2 separate regions of the Homo sapiens genome follow, and region 2 is linked to region 1. Evidence: read pairs that join two places in POLR2A ChIA-PET (ENCODE). Cell type or tissue: PC-9. All regions are shown on one strand. Each heading gives the region's core, and the rest is flanking DNA. Links, peaks and the distances in the headings are about the cores only.

Evidence for each region. ChIA-PET counts read pairs that join two places held together with the same protein. Peaks named below come from ENCODE experiments on the same cell type or tissue, not always from the same donor. Only the 100,000 strongest peaks of a DNase experiment are listed, where the experiment ranks them.
Region 2: POLR2A ChIA-PET joins it to region 1 with 17 read pairs; 2 of 35 experiments call an interaction of 5 or more read pairs at or near these places.

What each region holds. Positions count from the first base shown.
Region 1 is chr1:7,811,952-7,820,289 of GRCh38, reverse strand. PER3 (period circadian regulator 3) reads right to left here. Exons shown (of 22, transcript NM_001377275.1): 14 at 870-1,005; 15 at 51-175. All of the region lies in intron 1 of LOC124903833 (a long non-coding RNA gene), which reads left to right. Among named protein-coding and RNA genes, the nearest start is that of PER3, 32 kb to the right of the region's middle. In PC-9, for the core only: no CTCF peak of the experiment used is centred there; no DNase peak of the experiment used is centred there.
Region 2 is chr1:8,193,397-8,201,734 of GRCh38, reverse strand. No RefSeq gene overlaps it. Among named protein-coding and RNA genes, the nearest start is that of LINC01714, 11 kb to the left of the region's middle. In PC-9, for the core only: no CTCF peak of the experiment used is centred there; DNase peaks (open chromatin) are centred at 224, 3,834 and 7,054; H3K4me3 peaks cover 1,046 bases; H3K27ac peaks cover 7,803 bases.

The DNA.
Region 1 (8,338 bases), core at 269-8,268:
GGATGTATTTACAGTTCTTTGAATTTAACTCTGAGGGGCATTCTTGTTACCTTGTAAGGCTTGGACATCATCTGCCTTGTGGTTCTGTTTGTCTTCTTCTGAGGAGGAAGAAGTTGTATTTGTACAGGAGATACACTTTCTTTTCAAAGCTGGAATGTTGTAGCTCTTCAGGTATCTGTAACAACATAATTAGGCCACACATTCTTACCTGTTCCCTAATTGTGCCATTTCCCACCTCTTTGCTTTTCTCATGCCACTTATGTTTGGCATACTTTGTACTTTCTTCTTTGATAAAGTCTTCCCTGACCATCCCAGCCTCAATCACTGGATTGTAACATTTCTTTTACTGTGGTCTTGAATTAACCTTCAAATCTTATACCATGGGTGTCCAATCTTTTGGCTTCCCTGGGCCACACTGGAAGAAGAATAATTGTCTTAGGCCACACATAAAATACACTAATACTAATCATAACTGACGAACTAAAAAAAAAAAAAAATCACACAAAAAAATCTCATAACGTTTTAAGAAAGTTTACATACTTGTGTTGGGCTGCACTCAAAGCTGTCCTGTGCCACATGCAGCCTGTGGGCCATGGGTTGGAGAAGCTTGCCTTACACCATTTAATTTTGACAAAATTAGGTCTTGTCTTCTGAACTATACCACAGTTCCTTCAAAGAAGGAATGCATCTTCTAGCTTTTTGTGCCTTCTGAAATGTTCAGCGTATGTGTTAGGCACGCCATAAACGTCTACTGATTTATAGTGAAAAACCAAGTCAGAGCAGCTATTAAAAATTCTATGAAGTCTCTACAGTGGCAGTGTATGCTTCCGGAACAGACTTACATGGTATCCAAACTTGCGGTCTCATACCTGATGACACTGTCGATACAGTTGATCTGTTGATAGGATGGGCTGTGCTCATCGTTCCTCAAATCCTCACAGGGCTCAGTGTACACACTATTGTTTTTCAGTGTTTGGTGGAAGGAAGTAAAGGTCTTACATTCACCTGAAACAGAATAAAGGGATGTGCAATTAAAAGTACCCAGCATGTAATTAAGAACATATACTTTCTTACCAAAATTAAATCATGGCACTTTATCATGTATATATCAACAGAATATCATGCGGCTATTAAAAATGAGTGCAGATCTAAAATGCACTAATAGAAAGATATCCACAACACGTAATGAATAAAATAAGGTGCAGAGCACATTACACATAGAATGGCTACGATTGTATTTAGAAAAATAAGGAATGAAACAAAAATTTCCAACAAAGATTATCAAGGAATGAAACCATAGGTTTAAGGTTGATGGGGAGCTTTCCAATGTTAAGCTGACGCTTCCTGTACAACTGATCAACCCTGGCAATCACTAAGGGTGGAATGTGGGAAGACCTGTGCATCTTACGTGATGCTGTGTGAAGTACACAGCATCTCCCAGGTGGAGCCTGTGTCCAACAGAACTTTCTGTGATGACTGATGGATTATTTGTGCTGACTAGTATTATATGTGCTAACGTAACTATTAAACACTTGGAATATGGCTAAAGCAACTGAGAAACTAAATGTTAATTGTATTACATTTAATTGTATTGAATTTGAATTTAAATTGCCACATGTGGCAAGTGGCCACCATTGTAGATGTAGTAGTTTAGAGAGAAGAAAAAACCTCCAGGCTTAAGCACTAAAAACTTCCTATAAAGGACAATGAGCCAATAAAGGAGACTGAAAAAGGGTAGCTGGAAAGATAACAGAAAATCCTGCAAGGTTTGGCCTCACAGCGACCAAGAATGAAAACTTTCTTAAGGAAGGAGTAACTAATTATGTCATGTACTACTGAGAAGTTTTGTAGAAGTGTTAGATGCTGGTCATTTTTAGCTGGCTTGGAAGAGGCTTCTCTATTTTCAGAGCATATTATGGAAAAATGACTGTATTACCTTTCACTCATTAATGATTTTTAACTTTTAATTTTGAAATAATTTTAGACTTGAAGAGTTGCAAAAATAGTACAATAGAGTTCCTATATGCCCATCACCCAGCTTCCACTAATGTTACCATGGTCTACAACCATAATAAAATGACCCCAACTAGGAAATGAACAGTGGTACCATTCTACTAACTGGAAAACAGACCTTCTTTGGATTTTATCAGTTTACCACTCAATGTTGTTTTCCGTTCAGGGTCAGAACTTTAGTGGGATGGCCTTCGATTTGAGTTTCTCTGATGTCTTCTCATGATTAGATTGAGGTTATGCATTTGGGGAGAGAATGCGGCGGAGGTGCAGTGTCCTTCCTTGTGCATCATCCCAGGGTACATGATGTCAGTATGTTTTGTTACCTTGTTCATTGGTTAACATGGTGTCTCTCAGGTTTGTTTGTCCTGTGTAAAGTTACTATTTTACAATGTAATAAATAATATGTTTTGGAGGAATACTTTGAGATCACGCAAGTATTCTGTTTCTTTTAAACTTCTCAAAGTTTAAGTTCTCCATTAACCTTTCACCTCTATTTCATTCCTTGATAATCTTTGCCTGAACCATCTGTTTTATTCTTTATTTGGTATAATATACTAACCCGTGTCTATCCATCCCTCTGTATATTAAACAAAAGGGGCATGAGTCCACACTGAAACTGTTCGCGCCAATCCAGCACCATGGAGTTCCTTCCCTTCTGCTTTGTGTGGCTTTCCTGATAGTGAGGAGTCTGGTCATCGTTATCTATAGCGGCTTCCACAATTTGTTCAACCCTAGTATAAAGTCGCTTTAGAATTGCTAACCCATACTCTGGTGGGAAACGAATACACCAACTTGCGTACAGTGTTTGTGCACATTCATAATTTTGTATTTAGCCCTAGGAGATACAGTTGAAGCACTGTTTTCCAAAGCTACTGAGCTCCGTTCTTCCCCACCCCTTCCGTGTGTTTAGGCCTGTCATCTGTAATGCAGTTGGACTCAGTTGTCAATGCCTGCATCTCATCTTGGGTTCTCTCTGCATTTTGGGGTGAGATGGAGTGCACAAATCTGTGGGTTTTGGCAAATGCACGGAAAGTTGTGTATCCATCACCACAGTAACCAAAAGAACATTTCCATGACTTAAAAATGTCCTTACAGCTGTCCCTCTGTAGTCACCTCCTTCTCTACCCAATCATAGTAAATACTGATCTGTTTTCCAGAGCTAGAGCATTCCAGAAAGAACGCTTTTCCAGAATGGAATTGTACAATATGTAACCTTTTGGTTCTGCCTTCTTTCACTTAATGAAATGTATTTAAGATTTATATATACAATGGTCTGTGAATCAAGTTCATTTCTCTTCACCGTTAAGTAGCATTTCACTGTGTGGATACACATAGCTTATCCATTCTCCTGCTGAATGACATTTGGGTTGTTTCTGTGTTTGGAGAGTAACAGTGTAATAAATATTCATGTACAGGTTTTTGCGTGAACTTAAGTTTCTATTTCAGTTGGGTAAATCACTAGGAATAGAATTGCTAAGTTACATGGTAAGAGTATGTCTAACTTTATGGGAAATGTCAAACTTTCCCAAAGTGGCTGTACAATTTGGCATTACCTCCAACAATAGGTGAGTGCTCTGGTCACTCTGTGTCCTTGTCAACACTTGTCAGTTTTTTAAAAAAACTTAGCCATTCTCACAGATGTGTGGTGTTATCTCATATGGTTTACATTTTTTTTGTCTAATGACTTAGGTTCAGCATCTTTTCATATGCTATTTACTGTTTATGTATCTTCTTTGGAAAAATGTTTCTAATTGGGTTGTCTTCTTGAGTTTTGAGCGTTCTTTATGTACACTGGATATAACTTCATTATTGTATATATCATTTGCAACTATTTTGTCTTTTCATTTGTCTTATCAGTGCCTTTCAGATAAGATTGGGTACGTTCAGGGTGGTATGGCCATAGTTATCAGTCTCTTTCAAAAAGGAGAAGTTTTAAATTTTGATAAAGTCCAACCTGTCCTTCCTTTCTTTTCTTTTGTTCAGTATGGCTAAAGACTTATTAATTTTATTACCCTTTGATTTAACTTAGTTTCTCTTCAATTCCATTGATATCTGGTCTTTATTATTTCCTTCTTATTGCTTACTTGTGAAACAATTTGTTCTTTTTTCTCTTATTTTTAAGGAGGAAGCTTAGATTACTGAGTCGAGACCATTCTTCTTTTTTCCATATAAACACTCAGTGCTGTAAATTTCCCTTTAAGCAGTGTTTTAGGTATATCCCACATATTTTATGTTCTCTTTTCATTTTGTTCAATTCAATTTTTTTTTTTTTTTTTTTTTTTTTTGAGACGGAGTCCGCTCTGTCGCCCAGGCTGGAGTGCAGTGGTGGGATCTTGGCTCACTGCAAGTTCCACCTCCTGGGTTCACGCAATTCTCCTGCCTCAGCCTCCTGAGTAGCTGGGACTGCAGGTGTGTGCCACTATGCCTGGCTAATTTTTTTTTTTTTTGTATTTTTAGTCGAGACAGAGTTTCACCGTGTTAGCCAGGATGGTCTCGATCTCCTTATCTTGTGATCTGCCCACCTCGGCCCCCTAAAGTGCTGGGATTACAGGCGTGAGCCACTGCGCCCGGCCCAAAATGTTTTTATTTCCCTTGAAACTTCCTCTCTGACCTGTGGATTATTTGTAAGTATGAAGTTATTTAATTTCTGAACATTTGAGGATTTTCTGGATACCTCTGTTACTGATTTCTAGTTTAATCCATTATGGCTAGAGAATAAACAGCTCTGATATTAGATACATAAACATGTAAGACTGTTCTATGTTCCTAAGGAATCAACTCCTTTATCTGTTACACAGTCTCTCTTTCTAACTCTACTAACATTCCTTGTTCTGAAGTTTACTTTGTGTAATAATACAGCTTCCCGCTTTCTTCTGTGTTAGCATGGTATATCTTTTCTACTCTTTTGCTTTTAACCTATGTTTATTTTCACAATGGGTTCTTGTAGATAGTATGTAGCTGGATCTTTTCATCCAATTTGACGATTTCAGTCTTGTAAATTAGTGTACGGAGATTATTAATATTGAATATGAATAACTGGATTGAATATGATTCATATATTCAGTACATTAGTGATTGCTGATGTTGCTGGATTAAAATATGCCAGCCACTAGCTGTTTTCTGTTTGTTCCATTTGCTATTTAAGTGTATTTTTAGAGATGAAGTATGGCTACGTTGCCCAGGCTGGACTCGAACTCCTGGGCTCAAGTGATCCTCTCACCTCAGTGTTCTTAGTAGCTGGCACATAACACCACTCCCGGCTTCAGTCCATTTGGTTTCTGACCACCATTTTGGGTTAAGTGTCTTAAATTCCATTTTACCTCCTCTATTAACTTATTATTTATACTTAAAAAATATTTTCGAATTGTTTTCCTAAAGTTTCCAATATATATTCTTGAGTACTCAGTGTCTACCTCCAAATAATAAAATACTGTTTCAAATACAGTATAAGGAACTAATAGTATATTCCCAATAACTTCCTCCCACCCTCTGTAGTATTGTTGTCACAAAGATTACTTTTATATATGCTATAAATCCAGTTTGCTGGTTTTGCTTTAGTCCATTATCTTTATGATTAATTTTAAAAATTAAAAAATAGAATTTATTTTATCTTCATTTATTCCCTTTCCAGTGCTTTTCACTTCTTTGTGTAGATCCAAGTTTTTGGTCTGGTATCATACTCTTTCTAAGAAATTCCTTTAGCATTTCTTGTGGAGTAAGTGTGCTGGAAATAAATTCCCATGATTTTTGAGAAAATCTTTATATCACCTTTATTTTCTTACATATCGTTTTCACTAGGTATAGAATTCTGTGCTGACAGTTTTTCTGGTTGAGGATGCTACTCTATTGTCTTTTTAGTGTGCATGGTTTCTGAAGAAATGTCTGTTACAATTCTTGTCTTTGTTTCTCTGTATGTAATCTGTCTTTTTTCTCTGCTTTCAAGATTTTCTTTTTTCCATCAGTTTGAATATGATATGCCCAAGTGTTTTGTTTTGTTTTTGTTCTGTATTTAACTTACTTGATGGTCTTTGGCTCAGTAGAAAATTCCTGACTGTTATTTCTTCAACTATTTCTTCTGAGATTCCAATTACACCTATGTTGGACAGTTTGAGGCTGTCTCCAAATTCTTAGAATGCTCTATTCTGTTTGCTTCATTCTTCTTTCTCTGTTTCAGCTTGAATAATGATTCTTTTCCAGGCTGTGTTGAGTGCTATCAAATGCGTTCCTCATCTCTGGCATTGATGTTACAGATGTTACATTTCCATTTGAGGGTTTCTTTCATGCCCATCTCTACGCTGTGATTACCCACCCGGTCCTGCATGGTGCCCACTTTGTCCACTAGCCTTTAATACATCATTCATAATTATTTTACTTTCCCTGTCAGATAGTTCCAACTTCTGTGTCCTCTCTGAGTCTTGTTCTGATGATGGTTTTGTCTCTTGGGAGGTTTCTTTTTTCCCTTCTTGCCCATCATATGCTACATAATTTCTTGTTGAGAACTGTGTAACTTGTGTAGGACACAGAGACTGGGCATGCCTTTCCTTCTTTTAGACCTCTGAATTAATCTATTTTTTAGGCCAGGTTTGAGTATTGTAATGGTTCTACAGCATGTACAACAGCTTTCAAATTCCTCTAGTTATACTTCTTGCCTCAGCTGGTGGCTGGTTTGGTGGGTAATTTTTTTGTTTTTTCTCAGTATCTGCTCCACTTTCAGCTTTTGGTCTTTCCTTGGCATTGTGCCTTCGAGAGGGTCTGTCTTTTGCAAGTTACTTGACTCAGGCTGTCGGTGCACTGGAATCCAGTGCTGCATCTTGCTCCTCCCTGCAAATATGTTTCTCTCCTTAGATTTTAGGCCTGCTGGCTGCTCTGTAACCTCAGCACTCTGAAGTCAAGAAAGGTCTTGAACTTGCCTTTCATCTAGATTTTTCTGTTGTTAAGTCTGGGGTGATGCTGTTTCTGGCTCTCTACATCCCTGAGCAGAAACTGGAAGCAATCTCACTCTGAACCTGTTCAACTTAAGGGTCCTCTTCTCTCACTCAGACATTCCATCACCCTAGACATGGACACTTACTTTTCCCAGATTTCCTCAATGATGTCTCTTGTAGTTGGCCTCTGTACATGTAGCTGAAGGGGCTTTACATATCCCTGTTATTCCTTGCCCTCCCATATTAACTCATACTAACTTTTAAAATCTCTCTTTAAAGCATTATTTGCTCTTAGGTTGTAAGAAAGATAAATATAAATTTTAAACTTAAGTTCCTATAACACATGTAAACAATGATCATGCTTAACTAAGCATTTTCCTTTTCATTGGTATACATCTCTAGTCAATTTCTAACATTTAAATTATAACATTTTTAAGTTGCATCCTCATGTCTCTCAAGCAAAGAGTATAAAGGTTTCTGTAGCTCTTTAAACTTGTAGGTCTCCAAATGTTAATAAAATCAAGATCTCCCAGAAACATTGGTTCTCCAAAGCTGTGCCAAATGGCAAGAGATCTTCCTTCTTCTCCAAAGTCACATCCTGTGTGTGCTATTAGAGCCAAATGTAAGAATCTATCTAAGGAGTGGGAACATTTCAGTTTCTAAAGTAGCTGCATAAGCACACGGAGTTACCTGCAGCTTCAATTTTTTTTTTTTTTTTTTTTTTTTTGAGACGGAGTCTTGCTCTGTTGCCCAGGCTGGAGTGCAGTGGCGCGATCTCGGCTCACTGCAAGCTCCACCTCCCGGATTCACGCCATTCTCCTGCCTCAGCCTCCCAGGTAGCTGGGACTAGAGGCGCCCACCACCACGCCCGGCTAATTTTTGTATTTTTAGTAGAGACGGGGTTTCACCATGTTAGCCAGGATGGTCTCGATCTCCTGACCTCGTGATCTGCCCACCTCGGGCTCCCAAAGTGCTGGGATTACAGGCATGAGCCACTGCACCCGGCCACCTGCAGCTTCAATTTTATAAAAAGTGAATGATGGAATATTGCCATCTACTTAAAGATATAGCCTTCAAAAAAAAATAGTACCGATGGCATTACAAGATCCATGGTCGATGATAAGAAACTGAATAATGCAGCAAGTGAGAAGGGAAGCTATACTGAGATGAGGACAGAGGTCAGTGTGTGAAACTGTGATACTACCATGAGATCCTAGGCCCAGGCAGCTGTGAGCAGGACTAGCAGGACCAGACAATGAGAAAAACATTTAGACACTTTAGCTTTAAAAACCTCCTAAAAGAATTCTCTCTGCTAGGACATGGAATAATAATCTATATAGTAAAAATTGTATTTAAGATAAATTCTTTTGCAGAGGAGAAATGTAGGGGTTTCAAGGGAC
Region 2 (8,338 bases), core at 77-8,076, 380 kb before region 1:
CCTTCCCAGCAAGGGTGCTATGTGCAGTGGGGCCCTCGTTCCTTTCCCGGTGTCCCCTCCCCAAACCCCTGAACACAAGCTCTCAGCCAGACCTGCCCTCTGCCACCTCGCCAGGGGCAGTCCCATTAATCTTCCGCCAGAGGCCTAAAATAAAAAAGCTTCTTACCTCCTGACCCCAAGGGGTATGCATAAGAAGCTGAGACCTTTCAAAATCACCTCTGAGGGAGAGGGAGGGATGGGGAGAGGAAAGGCTCTGCATTTCTCAGAGGCCTGGGCAGGGCAGGACCACAGGAAAGAAACAAACACCCAGGATTCTGCTCAGGGATTCTCTGTACCCTCATCCAGTGACTGCATTCCATTCAAATTAGCGAAGCCTGTCAAGACTCTCGGAAGTCCATGTTATTATTCCACCTTTGGGTCCCGGTGACAATCAAGATTACCCTGGGCCGGGCACAGTGGCTCATACCTGTAGTCTCAACACTTTAGGAGACTGAGGTAGGAGGATTGCTTGAGCTCAGGAGTTCAAGACCAGCCTGGGTAACATGGCAAAACTCCTATCTCTACTAAAGATGCAAAAAATGAGCCGGGTCAGGTGGTGCGCACCTGTGGTCCAAGCTACTCGGGAGGCTGAGATGGGAGGATCGCTTGAGCCTGGGAGGTGGAGGTTGCAGTGAGCAGAGATGGTGCCACTGCACTCCATTTGGGGCAACATACTGAGACCCCAACTCAGGAAAAAAAAAAAAAGTTTACCCTGAGCATAACTTCCAGGCAGGCTGGTTCCAGGGGATCGAGCGACATCCCATGAAGTCAGCACTCCTGACCCCGGGGGACAGCCAGGCCCATCACCCCCGACACTCCGTCCTCTGTAATATTGGGCCGAGGCAGGTCAGCCTCGGTTCCTCACAGCTCAGAAAGAAAAAACCAGTTTGGTTGACACATTTTGTGCTTCCTGCATTTTAAATGTTAGCTAGTGCCTATGTGACATCCTCCTCCCTGTCCTTCATTCCTTGACATCAGGCAACTGAAAGAACTGGAGTCCCCCACGGGCTCCCGATCACCAGGGTGGCCTGGCCTGTCCTCCAGGAACCCCTGTTGCCTGACTCTGCAAACCCCTACCTCCTGGGGCCTCTGGGCGCAGCAGGGTCATGCTCACCTTCCCGCTCCTCTGGCCCCTTTGCTCCAGGGCCCTTTCTCCTCCCCACTCCCCGCAGGCACACATCCAAAGGTTCTGACCTTGGCCCTCCTTCCCTGGGTCGTCACCGCTCTTAGTTTACTGAGGGCCTGAACTCCCTCCTAAATCAACAAGGGATGCTGACTTACCATGTGGAAGGCCATCCTGGGTACCCGACCCTCTCTCCACCACAGAGCCCTTTCCAACCTGTCCCAGCTGCATGTTCACCAAGCTCCTGCCGGGGACCCCTCCAGACACCCTCTCCATTCCCAAGTCACGGAAGGCTCCGGGGAGACGCAGGGCCCGGCCCTCCCACCATCATAGACTCAAGCTGCTGGTGTTGGCCAATCTTTTTATTCACCTTCCATTTTCCGCCTAGCAAAATCCCCCAGCTCCTATTATGGGTGGTCTTCTGCTTGGCTTCCGAGGCTGCTGCCCACTGTCTTCCCCAGAAAACTATGCACAGGACCCAGCAATGGAGCCCTCGTTCAGCATGGGCCCTGAGCCTGCTCCATTCAGCTCAACATATTGCTGCTTCTCCATTGTCTCTTCTAACTTCCAGTCTGGGGAAGGCCAAGATCACTTCCTCTCCCACAGGCTCTGCCCTCCACTTTCTCAGACCCTTTGCTTTTTTTTGTTGTTGTTTTTTTGAGACCAAGTTTCACTCTTGTTGCCCAGGCTGGAGTGCAATGGCACGATCTTGGCTCACTGCAACCTCCGCCTCCTGGGTTCAATCGATTCTCCTGCCTCAACCTCCCAAGTAGCTGGGATTTCAGGCATGTGCCACCCACACCCAGCTAATTTTGTATTTTTAGTAGAGGGGGAGTTTCACCATGTTGGTCAGGCTGGTCTCGAACTCCTGACCTCAGGTGATCCACCCGCCTCAGCCTCCCAAAGTACTGAGATTACAGGCGTGAGCCACCGTGCCCAGCCAGACCCTTTGCTTAATCTCAGCTCGGCCACTGATGACCTGTGTGGCCTCAGTCTCTTTGAGCCTGAGATTCCGCACCTGCAAAGGGGGAACATCCCACAATAAGGACAGAAATCATCACGCAAAGTGTGCAGCACTGAGCCTTGTGCAGAGAAGTGTTTAATCCATGGGAGCTGTCATGATGATTGTGATGGTGACGAACTTGCCCTGATAACCTGTGGATCAATCCAGAAGGTCTCTCCTTTCCCTCCGTGACATGGACACATGCAGGCAGGCAGAGTGTGGCTATGCCAGTCGTGGCACGGCCCGCACTCCAACACCTTTATATGCATGAGATCAAGTTGAGGTGCTTCCATCTCCTGCGGTTGAAAACGCGTTCTTCCTGTAATCCCAGCACTTTGGGAGGCCGAGGCGGGCGAATCATGAGGTCAGAAGATTGAGACCATCCTGGCTAACATGGTGAAATCCCGTCTCTACTAAAAATACAAAAAATTAGCTGGGCGTGGTGGCAGGCGCCTGTAGTCCCAGCTACTCGGGAGGCTGAGGCAGGAGAATGGCATGAAGCCAGGAGGTGGAGCTTGCAGTGAGCCGAGATCGTGCCACTACACTACACTACAGTCTGGGCGACAGTGTGAGACTCCGTCTCAAAAAAAAAAAAAAAAAGGAAACGCATTCTTTCCTCTTTTGTGTCCACAAACTCCCTATTACTTGACTCTTCCAATTGTTCATGGTGTGCAGAATGGCGGGGCTTGGTAAGATGATGGCCCCAGCTCTAAATGCTCTGCCCGTCTTCCCCACGCTTGTTTCTGTGCCCTCCCACTGCTGAAGAGATTGCTGGGGTTTCCTTGAGTATCTACTGTGTGCCAGGCACTATGCTAGATGGTGAGGATGAATATGAAGGAGGAGGAAGAGGAAGAAGGAGGAGAAGGGGAGGAGGAAAGTGGGGGAGAGGGCTCTTGGTTACTAAGCACTTTCGTTTTTTTTAAAGATGGAGTCTCACTCTTGTCACCCAGGCTGGAGCGCAGTGGTGTGATCTAGGCTCACTGCAACCTCGCCCCCTGAGTTCAAGCAATTCTCCTGCCTCACCTTCCCAAGTAGCTGGGACTACAGGTGCATGCCACCACGCCTGGCTAATTTTTATATTTTTAGAAGAGACAGGGTTTTGACATGTTGGCCAGGCTATTCTCGAACTCCTGATCTCAAGTTATCCACCCACCTCAGCCTCCCAAAGTGCTGGGATTACAGGTGTGAGCCACCGTGCCGGGCCTACTGAGCACTTTCTATGTGCCCGGCACTGTCCTGAGTGCTTTACACATAAGGACTCATTGGATTCTCATAACAGACCCGTTTGCCTCTCAGAAAACTCCAGATGGGGTGCAGCCACCATCCTCATTTTACAGCTGCACAAAAGGGCTAAGTTGCCCAAGGTCACGCAGCTCATGAGCAGAGAGGCCGATGGTGATCCCAGTGTCCCCCCTGCAGGGTCTGGATGCCCAGTCCCTGCAGTGGCAACGAGGCACACCCTGACCCTGGGGATCACTTTTCGTGGAGAGGACAGGACAGACCAGGATGTGGACACGTGCTTTGAAGTTACAGAGCCAGGCACTGTGAGACCGCATCTCCGCCCCCGTAAGGATGAGCAGGTGGGGAGCTGCGGTTAGACTCGGACCTGGGAGATAAGAAGGCGCCTGTACAAGGTGTGGGCGGAGGAGCTTCGGGTGAAGAGGGGTGCATGACTCAGCACTCGGCCATCCTGGATCAGGGCCCAGGCCCGCCAGGAAAGCTGCAGGGACGGGTGATGAAATTCAAGTGTGGATTGTGGGCTGGATAAGGGCATTCTGTTTATGTTGGATTTCCTGATTTTGATCATTATACTGCATGTATAAGAGAGTATCTTTTTTTTCTTTTTTCTTTTTTTGACAGCGTTTCACTCTGTAGCCCAGGCTGGAGTGCTCAACTCACTGCAACCTCCACCTCCCCAGCTAAAGTGATCCTCCCACTTCAGCCTCCCGAGTCATGGGACCACAGGCACGTGCCACCACACCCAGCTCATTTTTCTGTATTTTTGTAGAGATGGGGTCTCGCCATGTTGCCCAGCCTGGTCTTGAACTCCTGGCCTCAAGCAATTCTCCTGCCTCAGTATTGGGAATTACAAGCATGAGCCACAACACCCAGCTGAGAAAATATATATAAATATATATATATTTTAATAAAAAATATTTTCTTTCTTTAGAGAGCAAAAAATCATCAGCTGAGAATATCTTAATTCTTAGGAAATATACACTGAAGTCTCGAGGGCCACAGAGCCTTCAAATCCCTCTCAAATGATGCAGAAAAGATACGAAAAGAGAAAGAAAAAGAGAGTGGCCAGACGCAGTGGCTCATGCCTATAATCCCAGTCAGGTGTGGTGGTGTGCACCTGTAGTCTCATCTACTTGGGTGGCTGAGGTGGGAGGATTGCTTTAGCCCAGGAGGCAGAGGTTGCAGTGAGCCATGATCTGCCACGGCACTCCAGCCTGGGGGATAGAGCCAGACCTTGTCTCAAAAACAAAAAAAAAAAAAGGAAAGAAAGAAAGAGCTCCCTCCTCCCCCTCCTGCTCTCCTTCTTCCTTTCTTCTTCCTCTCTCTCATCTTCATGTTACTCCTCCTCCTCTTTCTTCATCTTTTTTTTTTTTTGGAGACAGGGTCTTGCTCTATCGCCCTGGTTGAAGTGCTGTGGCGGGTCATGGCTCACTGCAGCCTTGACCTCCCAGACCCAAGCAATCCTCCCAACTCAGCCTCCAGAGTAGTTGGGACCCCAGGTGTGCACCTATGCTCGGCTAATTTATTTATTATTTGTAGAGACCGAGTCTTCCTATGTTGCCCAGGCTGGTCTCGAACTCTTTTGCTCAAGTGATCCTCTGGTCCTGGCCTCCCCAAAAGTGCTGGGATTACAAGCGTGAGCCACCGCACCCCGTCTCCTTCTTCAATTTTGTCTAACACCTTGCCTGGCATATAGTAGATACTCAATAAAATCTCTGTTGGATGACTGAGTTTAGGCTGAGGGAGAGGGAGAAGAGGGAGGCAGGGAAGCAGGAATGTCTGGGTCCTTCTTAGGCTCTCATTTGAGTGTCCTCATCCATTCTCCTGATGTTAACTTTTCACTGCCAGAATGGTGACTCCTAAATCCACACCTCCAGCTTGGCCATGCCAAACCTATATTTAGGATTACTTGGCAGAGGGCACGTCCTTCATACCCCACCATTATCAGTGGGTTCAGTGTCCCAAACTTACCCTTCCTCTTTCTTCCTAGCCAACCCTATTTTGCCCAGGTCCCTCACCATTCCTGCAGGCTCCCAGAAACCTCTAGAAACTGGAATTCCTGCAGTGGCCTCCTGCGCGGGCAATGTGACCCCCCCATCCACGGTCCTTAGATTCGTGGACATTTACAGCCAGTCTGATTTTCCTGTGACACGCTGCTCTCCTGCTACTTAAGAATATATTCCCATTCATCGTTCTCTCCTTTCTGATTCTTTCTCACAAGTCTTTTTCTTTATTTTATTTATTTGCTTATTTTTTATTTTTTATTTTATTTTATTTTTTTTGAGACAGAGTCTCTCTCTGTCACTCAGGCTGGAGTGCAGTGGCGTTATCTCTGCTCACTGCAACTTCCGCCTCCTGGATTCAAGCAATTCTCCTGCCTCAGCCTCAAGAATAGCTGGGACTATAGGAGCACGCCACCACGCCCGGCTAATTTTTGTATTTTTAGTAGAGACCAACATTTCACCATGTTGGTCAGGCTGGCCTCAAACTCCTGATCTCGTGATCCACCCATCTCGGCCTCCCAAAGTGCTAGGATTACACGCGTGAGCCACCGCGCCCGGCCTATTTATTTGTTTATTTATTTATTTATTGAAATGGAGTCTCGCTCTGGAGTGCAGTGGTGAGATCTTGACTCACTGCAACCTCCATCTCTCAGGTTCAAGTGATTCTCCTGCCTTAGCCTCCCAAGTAGCTGGGATTATAGGTGTGTGCCACCATGCCCAGCTAATTTTTGTATTTTTAGTAGAGATGGGGTTTCACCATGTTGGCCAGCCTGGTCTTGAACTTTTGACCTCGGTGATCCACCCGCCTTGGCCTCCCAATGTGCTGGGATTACAGGCGTGAGCCACCGCACCCAGCTTTGATTTTTGTATTTTTAGTAGAGACGGGGTTTCACCATATTGGCCAGGCTGGTCTCGAACTCCTGACCTCTAGTGATCTGCCCGCCTCACCCTATCAAAGTGCTGGGATTACAAGCAGAGCCACTGAGCTCAAGTCCCTTTCTTCTCTTCTAGCTGTATCAAAGTCCTTGGAGGCAGGCACGAATCCTGTCCTGGGTCCCTCTGGATCCCCCATGGTGCCTTACACATGGTTGGATACAGATATGTAGCAGCAGGAGTTCAATTGATACCTAATCGATTCACTGGTTTTTCCTGATTTCTGAGTAATTCAGTTATACCAAAAGAAATCCTCATGCTTACCTTATGTTGACATTAGATGGGAATAAAAGGACAGGATTGGGACCCTAAGCTATTTAGGGTTCCTCCTCGGACGTGCCCTGAGGGCAGAGGCAACAGCCTTTATGTTCACCCAGGAAGCTCTCTGAACCCGAGGTACTCAAGGCTCATTCTGGGTGGTCCTGTATTTTAATGTTTCCCAAAGAAAGGGTTCTAAAAAGGATGACATTGCTTTTGGAATATACATTTATTTCTGCAAATGTTCCAAAACTCCAGCCTGGTTTAAAGCATACTCCCTTGTTGTATTCCTACTTCCCAGCCCAAGACACGCATTTTTGATATCATAGCAAACAGTGATAGATTCTATTTCTAGTTGCTTTAAAAACAAGTCTCATGGCCGAGTCACTGTTCAAACAAGGAAGGGCGGGGTGAATAAGCTTCCTTATGTCATCTTGAGTAAGGTCATCGTCGCTAAATGTCTCACAGCCCCCAATCCCATATATTTAATTCCCTCTCTTGATATTTCATCATTTAAGCCCCTGAAGGAGAGAATGATGTAACGCCCAACACACGCCAGAGTCGCCTTTTGGAGAAGCAGCACCAAGCATGGGCAGAATGCTGTAGCCAAGTTTGCTTAGGCAAATATTCAGGTATCTGTTGTCGTTCGAGTTTCCATCTGAGATGCAGGTTCCTAAACAGGTTTCATGGAGGTTTGGATCTCTCTCTTCCATCTATTTGAAGTTTTGAACTTAAAAGCACTCTTCGAGCCCACACAAGATGTACGTGCTAGAGCCTCTCTGTCATCAGGGGATAGGTACCAAAGCATTTATATCCTCCCAGAACCACAATAATATTATCCAGGACCACTCACTGTCAGCAGACTTTAAAAAACTATAATGTAAACTTCCTGTTGTGATTTTAACCAGTTTCCTCTTGTCTGATTCTCAGGGGAGATGGTAAACAGTTCATCTGAGCTTTCTGAACAATGGTTTAGCCTCTCTATAGGAACGTAACATGGCCGACCCTTCTATAGGCCATCTGCGTTGAGTTGTTTGTCCAGGTGCAATGCATTTTTCTTGTTAATTCACAAGTTCTTCTCTGGTCCCTTTCGAAATCAGGACATCTACTGGCAACTCACGGATCCAGGGGAGAGAAAAGTGTCTTGGTCCTAGAGGGGTGTTCAAACTATGATTTATGATCAGCTTTGCCTTTCCCATCAATCACTGTGCAAACTTGGGAATGTGAGCAAGGAGGGAAGTATATCACTACAGACAGCTTTCCAGTACGGTGAGATTTTTGAGTTATAAAATATAAACTAAGAACAGTGACATCATGTTACATACCATAAATAGTCAACATTAACTTTATTTTTCAGTTTATTTATTTATTTATTTATTTATTTTATTTATTTTTTCAAGACAGGTCTCACTCTGTCACCCAGGCTGGAGTGCAGTGGCACGATCTCAGCTCACTGCAACCTCCACCTCCCAGGTTCAAGTGATTCTCCTGCCTCAGCCTTCTGAGCAGCTGGGACCACAGGCACACACAACCACGCCTGGCTAATTTTTGTATTTTTAGTAGAGATGGAGTTTCACCATGTTGGCCAGGATGGTCTCAAACTCCTGACCTCAGGCGATCCGCCCACCTCAGCCTCCCAAAGTGTTGCGATTACAGGGGTGAGCCACCTTGCCCAGGCTCCAGATTTTTTTTTTTTTTTAATAAGAAGAAAAACTTTATTTCAAACAGGCTCACTGGTGT